Regions from separate parts of the Homo sapiens genome. Here region 1 is linked to region 2. Evidence: read pairs that join two places in POLR2A ChIA-PET (ENCODE). Cell type or tissue: OCI-LY7. All regions are shown on one strand.

The links. Peaks named below come from ENCODE experiments on the same cell type or tissue, not always from the same donor. Only the 100,000 strongest peaks of a DNase experiment are listed, where the experiment ranks them.
Region 1: POLR2A ChIA-PET joins it to region 2 with 6 read pairs; 2 of 35 experiments call an interaction of 5 or more read pairs at or near these places.

What each region holds. Positions count from the first base shown.
Region 1 is chr6:106,237,282-106,241,281 of GRCh38, reverse strand. All of the region lies in intron 6 of ATG5 (autophagy related 5), which reads left to right. Among named protein-coding and RNA genes, the nearest start is that of ATG5, 86 kb to the left of the region's middle. In OCI-LY7, no CTCF peak of the experiment used is centred here; no DNase peak of the experiment used is centred here.
Region 2 is chr6:105,756,399-105,760,398 of GRCh38, reverse strand. No RefSeq gene overlaps it. Among named protein-coding and RNA genes, the nearest start is that of LINC02836, 130 kb to the right of the region's middle. In OCI-LY7, no CTCF peak of the experiment used is centred here; DNase peaks (open chromatin) are centred at 2,408 and 2,678; H3K4me3 peaks cover 2,183 bases; H3K27ac peaks cover 2,541 bases.

The DNA of each region.
Region 1 (4,000 bases), 480 kb before region 2:
GCTCTGCATCTTTTCATGTGCTTGTTTATCATCCTTGAAGAAATGTCTATTCAAGTCCTTTGCCCATTTTTGAATTGGGTTTGGGTATTTTTGTTGATGAGTTGTAGGGTTTAATTTGTTCTTTTTGTTGAGACAGAGTCTCGTTCTGTCACCTGGACTGGAATGCTGTGGCATGATCTTGGCTCACTGCAATCTCTGTCTCCCAGGCTCAAGTGATTCTCCTGCCTCAGCCTCCTGAGTAGCTGGGACTACAGGTGCCCACCACCATGCCCGACTAATTTTTGTATTTTTTGTAGAGCCAGGGTTTTGCCATGTTGGCCAGGCTGGTCTCGAACTCCTGGCCTCAAGTGATCCGCCTGCTTTGGCCTCCCAAAGTGCTGGGATTACGGGCATGAGCCACCGCACCCAGCCTAATTTATTCTTTTTTAATGGCTGCATTATGTTTAATCTGTAGATGCACTGTAATTTGTTCAGTATTCACTATCAAGTTTTCTTTTTTTCTAGTTTTTACCATTATAAACAGTACTACAGTAAGCATATGTATTTTTTTTAAGGTATGGAATAGGTACCCAAAAATGAGTTTTTGCATCAAAAGGTAGAGATTAAAAAAAAAATTGCCAGCTTACTTTTCAAAAATGTATTAGTTTAAATTTTCACTAACAGTATATGAGAGCATGCTTCTCCCCTTACATCTCCACCAGCAATAGGGCATTATAACTCTGATTTTTAGTAGTATTGTGGGTATAGAGAGATATTTTTACTTTAACTAATAATTCTCTCACACTTAGTGAGTTTATAAATCTGTTTTATCTTTGTTGACCATTTGGACTTGGTTTTCTGTAAATTGCACTGTATTTTGTTTTGCCTATCTTTTCTTCTTAACTTTTTATTTTATAAAATAATTTTATAGATATTTTATATTATAATATCTATAAATATATTAAAGATATTTTATAAAATAATTTTTATAGATATTAAACTTTTACCGTCAAACACATTGCAAAATATAACTGTATAATTCATCTTGATTTTTATGATATCTATATAAAAAATATAAATATATATCAAATATGCCCTTCTTTTTCTTAGTAGTATGTGGATTTCTTTCTCTGTTAAAAAGGCCCCTTAGCCAGGCGTAGTGGCACACATCTCTCCCAGCTGTTTGGGATTCTGTGGTGGGAGCATTACTTGAACCTGGGAGGTTGAGGCTGCAGTGAGCCATGATCATGCCACTACAGTCCAGCCTGGTCAACAGAGCAAGACCCCGTCTCAAAAAAAAAAGAAGGTCCTTTCCCACAATGTGTTGTGTGAGATAGGTGTCTATGAGATAGCTGATCTTTTATTATATAAACTAAGGTTTGGCAAACTTTCTTCAAGGGCCAGATAGTAGATATTTTCAGCTTTGTAGACAAGATGGTCTCTGTTGAAACTGTGTGATTCTGTAACATGAAAATATTTATAGACAATTTGCAAATGATAGGCTTGGCTTTGTCCCAGTAAAACTTTATTTGCAAAAATAGGCAGAGGCCACAATTTGGCCAGTGGGCCATAGTTTACTCACTTCTTACTGTCCTTTTCCCACTGGATGAATATGCCACCCCTGGTTTATAGTAAAGTAGTTTGACTTACTGGAATCTAATTCTGGATTCTTTATTCATTACATCAGTATATGTATTTTCTTATCCTAGTAGTATTTTTATTTAATTTTAGCGTTCTGATATCTGTTGGAGCAATTCATTTGTCTCCTTTTTTCATACTTTTCATGGTTATTCTCAGTTATTAATTTTCCATGACTTTTAAAATCACTTATTCAGTTCCCCATAGTGTCCTGTCTGATTAGAGATGGAAATACATTAAATTTCGATTTAAATTTTGATATAATTCACTTTCTTATGATATTAAGTCTTCCCAGACAAGAACATGATATTTCTTTTTATTCAGATTTTGTTTTATGTTCTGCATAGATTTTAAGGTTTTCTTCAAATAGACCATTTTTCTTTTTATTTCCAGGTGTTTTGTAGATTTTGTTTTTCTTTATTTTGTTTCCATTTCTAGTTATTTATGGCATTGGAAAAACAAAAATCTCATCCTATTGTGTTTTTACAAACTTTTTTTTTTCTTGCTTTATTGCATTGCTATTATAGTATTGCATTACCAAGACTGTGCTGAATAATGATGGTTCTAGTAGACTTTTCTGTGTTTGTTTTCTGGTATTAATTGATACAGTTTAAGTGTTTCATCAGTTAGAATTATAGCCTAGTCTTTATCAGATCTAAGTGATTTCCTTCTAGCGTTTCTAATTAGAAATGATACTAAGTTATTTGCTAGTTTGATGAAGTTATTGGGTTCCCCCCCTCCACTTTTTTTTATGCTTTTAAATTTGGTACCTCTGTGTTTTCATTCCATAACGTTGACCTTCCCTTTTCCTAAAGCTCATTATCAGGTTATTAAAAAATACTACCCATTTTACTCATCAAGACCCTTTATTCTTTTACCCCTATTTCAAAGATACTTATTTAGCATTTGTATTTCATATCCCAGATATTTTCTCAGTATCAAAGGTATCAATACCTGGCAGGGCTCTTGGTCGAAGTCTCTTTGTTCCCTGGTCTTCTCTCTGTCTGCCTCAGGAATAGAAAGGATTCAGCCTTTTATTCAGCTTTTTCTGTTCGTATGCCTGCTAGTTCCTCCCAGAGAGGAAAACACTGTAGAGGTTCTAGCTTTCTCCATGTACACCCTTCCCCAACCCCAGGAGCTGCTTAGCTCAGGAGAGCTGGTGTGTTAATAGGAGATGGAATTTGGAGGAAAGGGGAGAGAGGGATGGGTTAGCTCCCAGAATCCCATCCAAGTATAGTTGTTAATATGTTCTTTTTCATTTAGAGATATATGTTACAGTAATATTTGGGGTAAGCTGTCTTTAATACTTAATTCACACCCTAGTTATGGCAGTAGCATGCTAGGATACATGTTGAGAATCTGTGCTTAAAAGTATGATTTGTTCACTTGAACCCTGGGAAGTGGAGGTGGAGATTGTGGTGAGCCAAGATCATGCCACTGTACTCCAGCCTGGGCTACAGAGCAAGACTCCGTCTCTAAAAAATAAAAGTAAATAAAAGTTTTAAAAATATGATTTGTATCTCATATGTAAAGACAAGAAAGTATAGAATGGATGCTTAGTGCTTAAAAGGACTTCACTTCTGATTCAAGTAAATATAACAGTTATAAGATAAATACTGGTATGTTAAAGACAGATCACTCAGGCATCTTTTTGTAATGATAGTAATCTAAGGTCAGTCTATGAAGTTAATTTCATTTCTTCCCAGAATACTTTAAATATTGATTAAATACCCAAGAAGAAGTCTTCTTTAGTAAATGTAGAGAAGCTAAGGCTCTGTACTGTGCTTATGTCTTTATGCTCCTCACAATGCCTCTCACAAAATAGGGACTGCATAAATATATAAACTATATGAACAAACTAAGGAAATCCTAACCAACTATATAAGCAGTGATTATTTGGGGCTCGTAATATGATGTACTATAATGTTCATATCATACATTTTATGGAATTCGGGACTGGATTTTCAATTAGGCAATAATTGTTATTTTCTACTATTGCTCTAAAATTGTACAACAAAGTATTATGGGATGTAGAGTGATTTTTAAAATCTGTATTATAGCACTTTATATCTTGTAAAATACCTTTATGCTACCTTGTTTGACTTTCATAACACTTCTGTGGGGTAGACAAGGCAAGTATTATTTTTTAAGTTGGAGGTCAATGACCAGACAAAGGACAGCCAGCCGGTAAGCAATGGAACAAGGACTAAAGTACAAATCTGCCTCAAAATAGTATATACTGCATGTGCATATTATAAAGAAATATCTTTTTTGCAAGAAGATGAATATGTTTATTGAGGTTTTAGCAGTTGCATATGAGATCTTTCATGGGCATAGTTTGGTTCAGTTAATGAAGATTTCATTGGAGCATTGTGTGATTTGA
Region 2 (4,000 bases):
CACCCCCTCTGAGACAATAAGAACTTTGATTTCCCTACCAAATAGAGCTTAATGCTGCTTCATGCAAGAAATCTCATCTCCATCAATTCAGTTTTCCAAGTGGGACTTTCCTGATGGGGCTTTCTTGAGTCTTACTCATTCTTTTCTTTCCTGGCCACCCCACCCCCTTCCTCTAGTAAGTTAGAGTTCTCTTTCCAGAAATATCAATCAAGTGGGTATAATTTTTCAGTGCTTCCTACTCCAGTGACGTAAAACACCCACAGAAATTTTCTGCTAATCCTGAGTAACACAAACAACAGTATGCCAACAATGCTCTTGAGGCCAGATCATGCAAGTCAGAATGCACACACGCCGGGAAGAAGACCGTGGTTGTGGGATGCATGTTCTTAAGGAGCAATGAGACAGCTTTTGCTTTTCTTTGGATGGGCTCAAGCCTCATATATGTCATTATTTAAAGAAATCAAAGATACTTTGTTTGACTGGGGAGGGCTGGAATTTGTGTCTCAAAATAGCTACAGTTTACTCGGAATTTATCATTCCAAAGAAGCAATTTGTGCAAACTACAGTAGTAAAACAGGGTACAGTTTTCTTTCAACTTCATTATGTGCATGTTAGCTTTTGTTATTGTATTTACATAAGGCATTTCCTTTGAAACACTGTCTATTTGGCAAAAGTGGGAAAAGCGAAACATATTTAGGTCTCATTGCTGTCTCTGTTTAGCTCTGAGAGGGACATGAAGGGGCACAGAGTTTGCTGTAGCCTTTTCTGGGCTAGCCTTCACTGGAGCAACATGGCCAAGGGCTCTGGACTGAAGACCCCAATAGAAATTCTCAGAGGGCTTCCTGGCCTCATGGAGGTCTTGTGAAGGACCCTACTTTATTGAGTTGTGTCCTGAAAGTTATCAGAAAGACTGCAAAAGGATAAAATGAACCTGAGTTTATTTCAAAGAGTAAATGAATCCACCCAATCCCCCTGATTCCATGAATATTGAGGGGTGCAACCTACCTTAGCCCCAACCTATACGTACTTTCCACCTCCCAGAGCTAAAAGGCTCCCAGAAACATATATCCTAGGTACTTGATCCAAGGCATGCCTCTCAAAAATTCAAGATAGAGGCAGGAAGAAACCATTCTGGTTATTCTGGTTAAGGAGGGGCCGGAGTTCCCTGAAATAACCTGATTGTAGGCTGCTCACAGCATGGGTGAGCCATCACTGTGTGTGGACCTGGAAGAGGAAGGTGGGGGCAGGGAACCAGGTAGTACATTCAAGAGGTCTTCTCTGAGCCACCCATATTGAGGTTTGTTATTTCTATTGGGCATCTGTTGGTTTGGACTCTTGGTTGAAGGTGACCAAACCAAAAAAGACAAAGCAAAACACTCAAATTAGCTTAAGCAATAGAAGTAATTAATTAGTTAATATAACTAAACAGTCCAAAAGTAGAACTAGTTTCTGACATGGCTAGAATCAAAAGCTTAAACACGATTCATTTTTGGCTCCATCTTTTTAAAAGTCTTTCTCCCTGGTGAGTATGAGGGCCAGAGGCTGCTTAAGCTTCCCAGTTTCACAACCTCAGGAGGAAGACAGCTTCTTTCTCCAAGAGAGAAAGATGAGGAGGACTGGGGAAAACTGAGGCTTGGCCCAACTCAGATCAGCCATCTGTCTATCCTTTAACCAAATGGAGGAGACCTACATCCTACATAACAAGTCCATTCCTAAGTAGGGGAGTAGGGTCCCCCCAGGAATAAGAGGTTTCTATTGTCACAGATTCTGTATCACATACCAGGGCTTGTTGGGGGGTGGGGGTAAGAGGAGGGAGAGCATTAGGACAAGTACCTAATGCATGCAGGGCTTAAAACCTAGATGATGGGTTGATAGGTGCAGGAAACCACCATGGCACATGTGTATCTATGTAACAAACCTGCATGTTTTGCACATGTATCCCAGAACTTAAAGTAAAATAGAAAAAGAAAAAAAAAAGAAGATTCTGTTGCTAGAAGAACCAAAGCCATTACAATCTGCTTATTGATGGTGTGCTGGCAGAAACACTAGGCTTATCGTCAGAAAACCTGTCTCCGCTCTGCCTCTATTTTGCTATTACCTGGGGCAAGACAGTTCTCTAAGCCCTAGACTCCTTAGCTTTCCAGTGAAGACAAGAATAAGCACATGATCATTTCACTGGGACCGCTGTGTGAAGGATACAGAAACAATGCAAATGTAAGGGGTTATTATTAATATTATGATCTCTTTCCGGTCCCTGGACCTGGCTTTTGCCAGATCATCTGTTTACTTGTTCCTAGGGCAAATTTAATTTGCAAGGTTCTAAAAGGGAAGGTGATTGCTCAATGTTCAAATTAAAGAGCTGCCTTCAACCTACCCAGGTGTGCAGGCAGGACATCTGCCTCCCACCTGCTTCACCCAAGTGATGCAAAGAAGAGTGTGTTGGTTTCGGCTTCCTAATCATGATCATGGAGACACTAAGAAGTGTCTCTGTCATGCAGCTTCACTCTGAAATGTTGGGCTTCTATTCGTGGACTCTTTTGAAAGCTGTCTTTGACTCCTGAAAACCAAAGCACTTGAAACATTCATTTTTTTTTTATCTCTAAAAATGGAATAGGACGACTGGCACTTGTCCTAAAGCCCCAGCCACACCTGCTGTTTATCCTGCATTCACGCAGTGATGACTCTCCCCTAGAGTTCATGGCATTTCCTTTGACACATCAAAGTGAAACTCCTAGAAGACAGAAACAACATGTCTATTGTTAGAGGAGGAGTAAATACCCCATTTCAAGGTGAAAACCACACCACCATGTTGATTTTTTTTTGAAGTCCTAATACCTTAGTTGGCTAGATTTCAGGGTTAGGAACCAGTGAATGGACATTGGTGAAAGTGCAAGCTGTCATTCTGGTAAAGTCACCCCCTTGGAAAGGAGTGTTATAAAAATATTTCAAAGAGGAGAACAGACCAACTAAATTCACAAAATCTTTCCCAAAGGAATTACTTGTCTCCACATCCAACTGGTCACTAGGTTCCCTGAACCCTGGATTTTCCATTAAGCGTAACCTCTTCTTTTCCTCCCTACAACCTTAATTCTGGCACGTTCATTTCCCATCTGGACCTTCCCTCCTAACTCATTTCTAGTGCCTTCTCTTTTCCAATCTGTCTTCTCTCCAAACTTCCTTCCTCTCAGCCTTATCCATGTAAATGCACACTGAGTTAGGATGATATGTCCTTGGGAACTTTTTTTTTTTTTTGAGACAGGGTCTAACTCTGTTGTCCAGGCTGTATTGCAATGGTGTGATCTCAGCTTACTGTAGCCTCCGCCTCCCAGGCTCAAGCAATCCTCCCATCTCAGCCTCTGGAGTAGCTGGGACTATGGGCATGCACCATCACACCTGGCTACTTTTTGTATTTTTTGTAGAGATGGTGTTTCGCCAGGTTGCCCAGGCATTAACCTCTCTCTGCCTTAGTTTCCTTAGTACTTAGTTCAAAGGATTATGTGAGAATTCAGTTAATATATGTAAAGGGCTTAGAATAGTGTTTGGCCTATAGGAAGCTCTAATTAGGGGTTGGCTGCATGAGTGTTACCTATTATCACCTAATCATGTTCCTGGCAGGCTGCTGCTTAAAACTCCCACCACTTTCTGGTCAAGGCAGATGTAGCTTTTGTACATGGCAGGCATCTCCTCAGGACCTGGCGCTGCAGCCTCTTCTCTCACACCCGCCCCCAGGCACTCTGGCCTCTAGTGTCCAACTACGTGTCCCACCCATGTGGTTTCTTCTACCTTCCCTCCATCCCCAATTGGAACTCCTTCCGATTCTTCAAGGCTGTGCACTGGTGATTCCTCCTCTGAACTTCTCCAGGGGAGACAAGTATGTCTTTTTTGGTGCTTTCTTCATTGAGTATAACTACTGTTTATTGGATGTCTAGAATAGGCCTGGGACTTTACATACATCATGTCATTTAATTCTCACAACAGAAACATCATTCCTATGATACAG